Linked DNA regions of Homo sapiens: regions 1 and 2 are each linked to region 3. A link is a contact called in ENCODE Hi-C or POLR2A ChIA-PET data. All regions are on one chromosome and are shown on one strand. Each heading gives the region's core, a stretch centred on a gene start or an enhancer-like site at or near the end of the contact. The rest is flanking DNA. Distances are from core to core; before and after follow the strand shown. Region 1 has its middle 90 kb from the start of SLC38A4. Region 2 overlaps SLC38A4-AS1 (SLC38A4 antisense RNA 1). Region 3 overlaps SLC38A4 (solute carrier family 38 member 4).

Evidence for each region. Hi-C counts contacts between places; a loop is a spot of excess contacts on that map. ChIA-PET counts read pairs that join two places held with the same protein, here RNA polymerase II (POLR2A). Pooled maps may share reads with other maps.
Region 1: a map of gastrocnemius medialis shows a loop between it and region 3 (3-fold over the local background). The contact joins two enhancer-like sites. A Hi-C loop is called at or near these places in 4 of 168 maps with a recorded cell type or tissue (IMR-90, PC-3, gastrocnemius medialis and 1 more) and 2 of 50 pooled maps. POLR2A ChIA-PET finds 5 or more read pairs at or near these places in 2 of 52 experiments (MCF 10A and PC-9).
Region 2: a loop to region 3 is called in a map of gastrocnemius medialis, with 2.1 times the contacts of the local background. The contact joins two enhancer-like sites. A Hi-C loop is called at or near these places in 3 of 168 maps with a recorded cell type or tissue (IMR-90, chondrocyte and gastrocnemius medialis) and 3 of 50 pooled maps.

The regions. Positions count from the first base shown.
Region 1 is chr12:46,913,666-46,917,414 of GRCh38, reverse strand. No RefSeq gene overlaps it. Among named protein-coding and RNA genes, the nearest start is that of SLC38A4, 90 kb to the right of the region's middle. Within about 2 kb of position 2,119, at least 2 of the 41 ENCODE cell types and tissues checked have a DNase peak (open chromatin) inside an H3K27ac peak, as active enhancers do; they include gastrocnemius medialis, where a contact is called at or near this core.
Region 2 is chr12:46,552,061-46,555,858 of GRCh38, reverse strand. All of the region lies in intron 3 of SLC38A4-AS1 (SLC38A4 antisense RNA 1), which reads right to left. Among named protein-coding and RNA genes, the nearest start is that of SLC38A4-AS1, 170 kb to the right of the region's middle. Within about 2 kb of position 2,283, at least 8 of the 41 ENCODE cell types and tissues checked have a DNase peak (open chromatin) inside an H3K27ac peak, as active enhancers do; they include gastrocnemius medialis, where a contact is called at or near this core.
Region 3 is chr12:46,768,755-46,772,277 of GRCh38, reverse strand. It overlaps SLC38A4 (solute carrier family 38 member 4), which reads left to right. Exons shown (of 17, transcript NM_018018.5): 15 at 2,850-2,994. Among named protein-coding and RNA genes, the nearest start is that of SLC38A4, 55 kb to the left of the region's middle. Within about 2 kb of position 1,662, at least 3 of the 41 ENCODE cell types and tissues checked have a DNase peak (open chromatin) inside an H3K27ac peak, as active enhancers do; they include gastrocnemius medialis, where a contact is called at or near this core.

The DNA.
Region 1 (3,749 bases), core at 870-3,369, 140 kb before region 3:
ACATTGAAGCTATGGTCCTACCTTCTGGATGCACTCCAGCTGCAGCCCTGCCCCAAGGGTTTGGGCACCCGCAGCCCTGCAGCAGCTCTGTGCCTGGGCCCTGCCCTCATGCAGTTCTCAGTGGTGGCTTCAACTCCTCAGCAGCTGTGTGCCTTGGGTCACATGCCTGAGGCTCTCTGGTGCTGGAATCACTTCCCATTGGTTTTATCAGTCTAGGGTTGCAGGGGCAGCCCTGCACCCATGGCTCCACTGGGCATTGCCCCAACAGAGGCTCTCTGTAGTGACTCTGGGCTCTTATACTCTTGGCTTGTAATGGGAGGAACAGCCTGAGGATTTCTGAATTGCCTGTAGGATCATTCTTCTATTCATTGAACAACAGGTCCTGGCTTCTGTTTAGGTAACTGACTAATCTTCTTGGTCATTTGGCTACACTCTTTGTGTTTTCTCTGGAATAAGCTCTTTTATTCTTTTCACTATGAATAGTCTGGTAATGTTCCAGATCTTTAAGTTCTACTTTTCTTTTAACAATTTTATCTTTACATCCTTTTTCTCTTCTTACATTTACTATAAACAGTCAAGAGAATGCAAGGCACACCCTCAACACTTTGCTTAGACATTTCCTCATCCAAATATTCAGTTTCATCATTCACAAGTTTTACCTTTCATAAAACACTAGGACATGAACACAATTCAACCAAGTCCTTTGCCTCTTTAGAGCAAGGATGGCCTTTCCTCCATTGTCCAATAACATGTTCCTCATTTCCATCTGAGGCCTCCTCAGAAAGGCCTTTGCCATCCATATTTGTGCCAAATTCTGTTCAGGATTATTTAGGTATTCTCTAAAATGATTAAGGCCTTCTCTGCAACTCTCCTCTTTTTTTTTTTTTTCAGAATTATCTTTAACTGTTTGTGGCAATGTAGGCTTTTTCTAGCATGGGTGGCAATAACAAAATGCTTCAGACTGGGTGGCTTATAAACAACAGAAATTTATTTCTCACAGTTGTGGTGGCTGGGAATCCTATTCTAGATTAAGGTGTCAGCATATGTGGTATCTGAAGCGGGTCTGCTTCTTAGATAGTCATCCTTTCACTGTGTCCTACAGGGCAGAAGGGTGAGTGATCTCTTGGGAGCCTCTATCATAAGGGCATTAAGCACATTCATGAATGCTTTTATCTCATGACCAAAGGCCCTACTTCCTGATACCATCACCTTGGGAGTGTTTATTTTAACATATAAATATTGTGGGGACACAAACATTTGGATCATAGCAGTCAGTGAGAAAAGAAATGAGATTGCAGCCCCCACTGTCTTTCTCACATCAAGCCCTGAATCATTCGAGTGCGCGCGTGCGCACGCGCGCGCGCGTGTGTGTGTGTGTGTGTGTGTATTTGCTTACTAGCCCTAGAGAAGAAAGGATTCCAAGGCTGTTGATGTCATAATGCCAAAATATCCAGATGAAAAAGTCCAATACTTGTGCAGATGTTTCAAACACATAATGCTGAATATCGCAATTTATGGAAACATTCAGTGATGATTCTTTTTTTATTTTGTTCTTGATGTTTTGGCAAGGTACAGTTGCAGCCTGATTTGCTGAGTTTAAGAGCCAAAATCACATTTTCTGTCTAAGATTATCAGATTGATACTCTAGAAAGGGTTTCTTCATAACCTAAAGATGTATACTTTCTTCTCTTAGAGTACTCATCTAACATAAATAATTTTTCTCGCTTCTATTACTTTTTAATTCAACCAGAACAGATAAAAAAGATCAATAACACAAACAAATCCTCAGAAATTGCTATGAAAATAAACAAACATGTATTACTAAAAACAAATGGTGTAAGTTGGGACAAAATTTTAAAGTAGAAATAAATGGTCCTAAGAAATTTTTTTAGGAAGTTGTGAATTGTTTTCTCATATAAACATATTAAGAATTAATAACACAGCCTCTCTCAACTATGATCCATTTCAAGAATGCTGTGAGTTGGCTCCAACTATCCAGGTCCTCAAATATCTGACACCCTGATTCCACAGTCGGATCTTGTACCAGAGGAACGTGACACCAGAGTTCTATTTGGAACTCTGAGTTTCATTAATCCTACTCAGCCTCATATCCATGTCATGCTGGGTCACTGCCCAGACTGCTTGCCTTTGTGGTCATCTGTCTTCTTCCTTATGCCCCAAACTGTTCTTGGTTTTCTGTCCTCTGACTCATCCTTCCAACAGTCTCCTCCTATCTGAATCCTTAATTATTTGTGGGGAAGCAAGGAAAAGAACAAAAGTTCCTCAGTCCTTTTTAATTTTTAATTTTTGTGGGTACATAGTAGACATATCTATTTATGGGGTATATGGGATATTTTGATACAAGCATACAAGGTGTAACAATCACATCAGGGTAAATGGGGTATCTATCACCTCAAGCATTTATCCTTTGTGTTACAAACAATCCAATTATATCTCTCGTTAATTTTAAATGTACAACTAAATTATTGTTGACTATTAGTGACCCTGTTGTGCTATGAACTACTACATCATATTTACTCTATTTTTTTGTACCCATTAACCATCCTCACTTCTTATCTCCCCATAACACCGTCAGCTCTGATAACCATCATTCTACTCTCTACCTCCATGAGTTCAATTGTTTTAATTTTTAGCTCCCACAAATAAGTGAGAACATATGAAGTTTGTCTTTCTGTGCCTGGCTTATTTCATGTAACGTAATGACCTCCAGCTTCATCCATGCTGTTGCAAATGACAGATCTCATTCTTTTTTGACTGAATAGTACTCCATTGTGTATATGCACCACGTTTTCTTTATTTGTCTGTTGATGGACACTTAGGCTGCTTTCAAGTCTTGGCTATTGTGAATAGAGCTGCAATAAACATGGGAGTGCAGATATCTCTTCGATATTGCTTTGATTTGCTTGCTTTTGGGTATATAGCTAGCTGTGGGACGGCTGGATCATACGGTAGTACTATTCTTAGTATTTTGAAGAACATTTAAACTGTTCTCCTCAGTGGCTGTACTAATTTACATTTCTATCAACAGCATACAAGGGTACACTGTTTCTTCACATCCTTGCTGGCATTTGCTATTGCCTGCCTTTTGGATAATAAACCTTTTTAACTGGGGAGAGATGATATTTCAATGTAGTTTTGGTCTGCATTTCTCTGATGATCAATGATATTGGTTATCTTTCCATGTACCTGTTTGCCATTTGCATGTCTTCTTTTGAAAAATGTCTATTCATATTTTTAGCCCATTTTTAAATTGGATTATTAGATTTTTTTCCTACAGAGTTGTTTGAGTTCCTTATGTATTCTGGTTATTAATCTCTTGTCAGACAGATAGTTTGCAAATATTTTCACCGATTCTGTGATTGTCTCTTCACTTTGTTGATTGTTTCCTCTGCTGTGCAGAAGCTTTTTAACTTCATGTGATCCCATTTGTCAATTTTTGCTTTGGTTGCCTGTGCTTGTGAGGTATCACTGAAAAAATCTTTGCCCAGACCAATGTCCTGGGGAGTTTCCCCTAAGTTTTCTTGCAGTAGTTTCATAGTGTGAGGACTTAGATTTAAGTCTTTAGTCCATGTGGACTTTATTTTTGTGTATGGTAGGAGATAGTGGTCTAGTTTCATTCTTCTACATAGGGATATTCAGTTTTCCCAGCACCATTTATTAATGAGACTCTCCTTGCCCCAGTGAAAGTTTCTGGCAACTTTGTCAAAAAATAGTTCACTGTAGATGCA
Region 2 (3,798 bases), core at 1,034-3,533, 220 kb after region 3:
TGCACCTACAGGCTGCCAAAAAACTCCTTGATATTTGTCAGAAATGCAGCTGTAATTAGGGAGAGCAAAAGAAAATCAACTTCAGTTTGTTAACTGACCTGAGGCATCTAATTCATGTACATGTTCATTTTGTTAAAACATGCAAGCAAAGAGCTATTGGAGGCCATATGCCATTTGTTATGAAAAGCACATTCCTTTAGTCTTTGTAATGAAAGCCATATGGCTTTCTGAAAGTTAATTATATCATAAATATGCCGTAATAGTGGGGAGTGTGGTCTAGTAGTTGCTGGAAGAAACTTCGAGACTGGTTTTGAGTCAGTTTCTCGGTTGATTCAATTCAGAATTTCGGGGAAGTCACATGCCCACTGTGCCTCAGTTTCCCAATACTGAGAATGATGATAATAACATAGCACCTAAGTAAGAGAAGAGAACTGAAATGTTTTCTTACTTAAAGGTAAATAAAAAATACAAACTATAATTTAGGTCAATAAACAAACAGTAAAAAGATTCTTTTGAAATATTAACTGGATAATTTATCAAAATTGTCGCTTCCTCCTTCCGGTCCTTCTTTCCCACCACCAAAAGAGTAATCTTTCTGAAACACAAGTCAGATTGTTTATTCCACTGTCATACCTTACTTGCAAAATAGTGCTTGAATTCTGTATAAATGGTCCCCAGGCTGCTGGTCCAACCTCATCTGCTACCAGTCTCTCCTTGCCCTGTCACAAAGACATACACACCATGCCCTACATAGGTTTCACTCATTACATCAAGGATGTCCTACATCCTCTTCTCCATTTAACTCATGTGTGTGTCAAGGCCCAGACCATCATTTTTCCCAAAGGAAGGCCTTTGACTCCTTTAGGCCATTGGTAGTTCCTTGCCCTGAGCTACAATAGCACTTGCTGTATACCTTCATAAGCACTTACAACATTGTAGAGTAATTATTTTTAAACACACCCCTCTCTTCCCCATCAGAATTGAGGCTCCTAAAGGGAAAAGTCTATGCCCTGTAAAATAGCAGGTGCTCAATAAATAGTTTATCGTCCACTTTTTAAAGTCAGAGATAACTAGCTGTTTGACCCAGGGGCCTAGTTGTTAACTAGTTTCCATATCCATTTTCATCTCAAAACCCTCTCTCTGTTAACATTTTATAAGAGTCAGAAAATGATCCCAAGGGACTCGTAATGTTCTTAACTATTGAAAACAGCTTTCCACTGTGCTATCCTTTTGATGCAAGAAAATAAACTTATTTTAGAAAGTTTTTCAACAAAAACTAAAGCCAAGTGCTTTCTGCTTAAACTTAAGCTGACTAAAAAATTAAATAAAACTTAAGTCTTCATTCCCCAAATATTCCAGTTAATCATGGTTTTCTGGAATCTTCATGCAGCATGGAAGCCGAATGAAACAAGAAGCCAACATGTCCAACAATTATATCCCCACCTTGACATAACTAATTGAAGACAGTTGTGCCTGGCATGATAATAATGACCCTAAATTGTCTAGCATTAAATTCCCATCCCAGTGATACAGAACATTATTCTAATGGCCTAATTTGATTTTTAAAAATTACAAAACTGCACGTTGTGCACATGTACCCTAGAACTTAAAGTATAATAAAAAAAATTCATTTGGTTATGCTTGTGGTTTATACTTTAGAGGAAAACCTCTCTCAGATTTCATGGGAGTTGGATTTTGTAGAAAGTAGGTGTTCAAAGAATCCTGTTTTAGGAAGTAAATCATATCCACATGTTCTAAGAGTAGCAAAAAAGCAAGAACATTTATGTCTGTGATATGTTCATGTGACTCAGAGCAAAATCAGAGAGGAATGTCTAAATATCAGAGGACATTGGACAGAGTCTGACTTACAAATTTGTTGGGAACTGCTTTATAGGAAACAAGCTTTAGGATCTGATTTGAGGACAAGGCAACAGGGAAATAATAATAATAATAATAATAATAATAATAAAGGCAGGAGGGGATTATTGATAGAATTGAGCTCCAAACTTTTAATTTCCCCAAAATAGTTTCCAGATGGTCAAAACTATCTTTCTATGTATGATATTTTCAGGCACTAAATAAAACATTATTTATTTAGTAAATAACTAAATTAAAAGTTATACATCTGCCTACATGTTAATTTCTCAGTAAGATAGCACATTCGTTTTAAATACTGTCACTGTTGATACTAACCCTTTGATACTCAAGACACCTACCTGCCTGGGGGTGAGCAGTATGTTCTAATTTCATCAGAGCTTCAGATTTGTCACCACCCCTGGGATGCAGGGCTCTGAGTCATGAGGATATAACAATCCTGTACTTTGATATCCACTTTCCTCCCAGAAGGAGAGTCCTAACTAACTGTTTGAAGATGCTCTCCCTTCTTCTTTCTGCATCTATAGGTTGCAAGTTATGAAACTATTGCAGGGGGAAAGAAAGGAAAACTACTAACAAGGGAAATAAGGTGGCATTTCCTCATTCTCCAAATCCTTTGTCATCTTACCGGAAACAAACCCAAACTGGGGCTCAGAAGACTGGAGGCTCCTCCTCAAGCCTGCCTCTCTGCTAAGTTAATGAGCCGCTTTTAACCTCTGTCAGTCTTCTACTTTCTTAATAGAAATATTAAGAGTATGAATAACCCTATTAAGTACAGGTGAACTTATTAAAAGACTATTACATAAAAACATTGACTTGCAAAGGATCATTTTTATTACTAAGCCATGTATGTATTCATTCATTCATTTGACAATTATGTTTGAATGCCTACTATATATCAGAGAATGGGTGCTGGAATTTAATAATGACCGAAGCACAGTCCCTATCCTTGTGGAATTTAAAGTCTAAAAATGAAGACAAGGGTTGATTGAATAATCACAAAACAGAAAATTACAAACTGATACGTATAGAATTACAACACATAATTATTATGATCCGGAAAATACTGTATTTTCACTATTGAATGCTTTTGTTTCTTCTCTAATTTGTATATCAGTTCATTTTAATCATCGAGGGATTCCTGAAAAATACTTTTCCAGTATAGCATGCTATTTGTAAGTTGAGGCTTTTAGATAATGATTAGAATTGAGATTTCCAGATGAAACTGAGTCCTCATTTAGTGAAACAGAGGAAATGTTGGTACAAATTTAAAACCAGAAGATAGGAAGACAAGACCTAAAGGACTTTTCCTAGAAGAACATGGGACATATTTACAGGAAAACCGTCTTTCAGTCTTTTTAATATAAAGATCCTACATCTAACCTGAAGGACATAGCATTAAATGAAATTAGCCAGGAAGAGAAATACAAATACTGCATAACCTCACTTATATTTGGAATATAAAATAGTCAAACATAGAAGCAGAGAGTAGAATGGTGGTTACCAGGGGCTGGAGGCAGGAGTGAGGGGAAGATTCAGGAGATGTTAGTCAAAAGATACAAAATTTCAGTTAGACAGGAAAAACAAGTTCCAGAGCTCTATTCTACAACATGGTGATGATAGTTAATAACAAAATATTGTACCCTTGAGAGAGATTTTGTGTTCCCACCACAGAAAACAAAGGATACGTAGGTGAGGTAATATATACATTATATATTTAGCTCAATATAGCCTTCCCACAATGTATACATATCCCAAAACATCATGTTATACACCATAAATATATACCACTTTTATTCATCAATTAAATAAATAATCCTATATCTGTGGTGATAGTAACAGCTTACCCATTACATACGCCAAGGTAATGTTCTAAGCACTTTATAAATATTAACTTGTGTAATCATTCTAATAACCCTCTGA
Region 3 (3,523 bases), core at 413-2,912:
CAACATAGAAATGCAGCGTATATTGCTATCAACTGCAGTGGAGCAGTGATTCGTAGGTTTTCCAACATCCTTGCCTTAAGCAAACCTGCAAAATCAAAGTGTGAGCTACGTCTAAACAATGGGAGAGGCTTTTTTTTTTTTTTTAAGAGTTAGAACTAAGACTCTCACTTCCTCCTGTGCCTCCACATTTTTGACCTTCACATTGGGCCCCTGCATCAGAATACAGCACCCCCTAACAGGCTCCTGTTCAGGACTCTTTCTCTGGAAATAACAGATGTTGTCTCTAGAGCTGCATAGAACCTTAATGGAATCATTGTGGGTCAGAGGCCCTGGATGGTGCTGGGGACCTCCCTGACCCACAGCATCTGACCCACATTTCCAGGTTCCTAGCGACTTGTGTCAGTAAAGAAAAAGGCACATAGCTAAGTGGAAGAGCAGATGAGGCTTGGTGGGAATCAGCCAGTGGTCTGCCCTAGCAAAGGTAAACAGAACTGCTGGGGGCTTTTGGTCCTAGGCTCACTACTCAGGGAGGCACTTTAACATGGAATGACCAGCAAGTTTCCTTCCTGATCTTTTCCACCACCACCACAAGCCTAGTACCTCCCTCCCTCTTTGCTCTGTTGCTCTCTTCAGGAATGCACTGGAAACCACCTTCAGTTCTGTTTGGAATTTTCCTATTCCTTATTCAGAAAGAGGAAGAAGCTTTTGCATTTACTCCAACCGTTCTACCTATTATTGCCATAAACTTTCTGTGATCTCATATCATTAGGCCAAATGTTAATCTTTCTGGGAGCCAGGAGACTGCTTTCACATTCAGAGGCCCTGGACATATAGGACTGCCTCTAACTCACTCTAACTCAGCTTATTGACTTGAATGCACCTTTTTAACAAGTGACTAAAAAACAAACTGTGACTATTCTCTGAAAATGAGCCTATATCTCATACTTATTTATTCTGTTTAACACTGTGAAACAAATTAAGTCCTCTGGCACTATGTATATACCATAAAAAGCTTATTCGTAAGCCTACTAATTGGACCAGTTTTGACAATATTGAATAAGCACTAATTGCAGATCATAATGTAGAATTATAGGCTGCTGAGGAAAACAATATCACACCATTTGCTTTCCTCAGTTTCCTTTTCAGAATGAGTTTCATAATGTTCACTAATCCAATTTTTAAAATCCTTTACAAAGTTATTCTTAAACTATTTCCAGAGACTATCTGGTTTGTCATTCTAGAAATGAAATTGCCTTTTCAGCCTAAACAGATGGCCTTAATTTTTGGTGGAGTGGTATGAAAGGAATGTCACATGAGAAACTGCAAGCTATTTAGCTTGAATTTTTTGTCATTCATACATGTTTCAAAATATATTTTACATTTTCTCTCTTTTAAATGAGTTCCCATCTCTGCACCTTAAGTGACTTCAGAACTAAAATTTTAAAGTGAACATCAATCACAGCATTTCCAAAAATGTGAACTCCTAGCTTAACCGAAGTATTCACTTATTGGAAAGCTGATAGAGTAATTCCACTAAGTCCAAAAAGTGTCCTCTAAAAGATTCCAAAGATAAGAGTGTTTTCAACTTTGTCAAGCTGTACAAACACAAATGTCACTCCCTCCCTCTGCCCACAGGGATCTTTATCCAGTTACAGCAGCGTAACTTGAGCAGCTGCTGCAAACTGAGGCTCTCTTGACCCTTCGCCTACTTATTTCAGCTGCTAAAATAGGGCTGAAATCTGTCAAGGATCCTGAAGGGAAGGATAAGATTCCTACTATTCAATTTAATTTAAGCTTTTATTCAGTGCCTGCTGTGTGCACAACACTAAGCTAGAAAGTCTGAGGAATGTTTAGATTATTAGGTCCTGTTCCTTGCCTTTCATAGATTTACAATCTATTGATAGGGAGAGCTAAAAAGGAGAGAAAGAGGAAGGAGCAAACACAAAAACGTCAAAATTTTAAAATACCATTTTAAAATTTTATTTTAAAATGTTAAATACCATGCAAAATTAAGGAAAACCTAGATTCATAAAAATTCCTTTCACAATCTTGTGTAAATCAATTCAGTGCTTGCCCTTAATGTCTCATCCAGTCTGATGAGACATGTTTTGTGATCAACAAGGGTTTTACTATGTTTCTTAATTATGTGTCTTGCCTGTTATCTCTTTCTGACCGAGATTATTTTTAACAATAAATTCTGAAAACTAAGAAAGTGAAAGCATAAAATATTGTCTTATAAAATAGGCCAAGGAAAAAATGACACTCCATTTCAAATATCAAAAGTTAGCATCAAGACTGCACAAGATGAATGTACAGTCATGTGTTGCTTACAAATGTGGACATATTCTGAGAAATGCATCTTTAGGCAATTTTGTCATTGTGCAAACACCATAGATTGTACTTGCAGCCTAATTGGTGGAGCCTACTATACACTAAGGCTATATGGCATAGCCTAGTACTCCTAGGCTACAAACCTGTACAGCATGTTACTGTACTGAATAGTGGAGGTACCTGTAACATAATGGTAAGTATTTGTGTCTCCAAACGTAGAAAAGCTACTGTAAAAATACAGTATTACAACCTTAGGGTATCACTGTCTTATATGTGGTCTGTTGTTGACCGAAATGACTATGCTTAATACCACTGAACTGTACACTTAAAAATGGTTAAGATGGTAAATTCTATGTTATGTATGTTTTATAATAATAAAAAAATTGAAAAAAGCATCAACATCTTTTCTGGGAAAAAAGAAAAGGAAAGAAAATGCATTAGAGTGATGAGAATATTTGAAGTAATAGATAAAGTCAAAAACAAAGAAATGATCTTGCCTTTGAACTTTCTTGTTTAAGATTCGTACATCAGTGATCACACTGTTATTTCCCAAACGACCCTTCAGCTGGATACGACATTTCCTGATTGCAGCTGTGCTTATTGCACTTAATAATGTTCTGGTCATCCTTGTGCCAACTATAAAATACATCTTCGGATTCATAGGTGAGTTTCAGAAAGGCTTCAATTTGGTCAACCCAAACTCACGCCTCATTAAATGATGGACAGGGAACCAGTGCTGGGTCATCCAGATCCCCGTTCTTTCTCAGGCTCATGGATTCCCTTTATCCCTGAGAGGCTCTGGTGATTGAGCTGCTCACTGTCTCTTCCTCCTAACTGACATTGGGAGCCACCTTATAGGTCATTTAGTCAAGCTGCTTTTTCTGATAGATGAGGAAACTGACCCCTATAAAAGTCAAGTCATATACCTTGGTGTGGACCCAGGATTTGGACTTAGGTATTAGCTCCACCATCAGGAAAAGAGGAAGATAGATTTTACCTGCCAGAAGCTCTCTGATACTACGAGTATCAGCTGAACATTGAAAGGTATCTTCAGAGGAATAGGAGGTTGATTATATAAAGTGTATTATTAGTATTTCCCCATAACTGCATGGTCTATTAATTTTCATTCTACTCATTGAGGGTTTACTTAAACTTTAAACACAATCTAAAACTTTAAAAGAACCATGGGTAG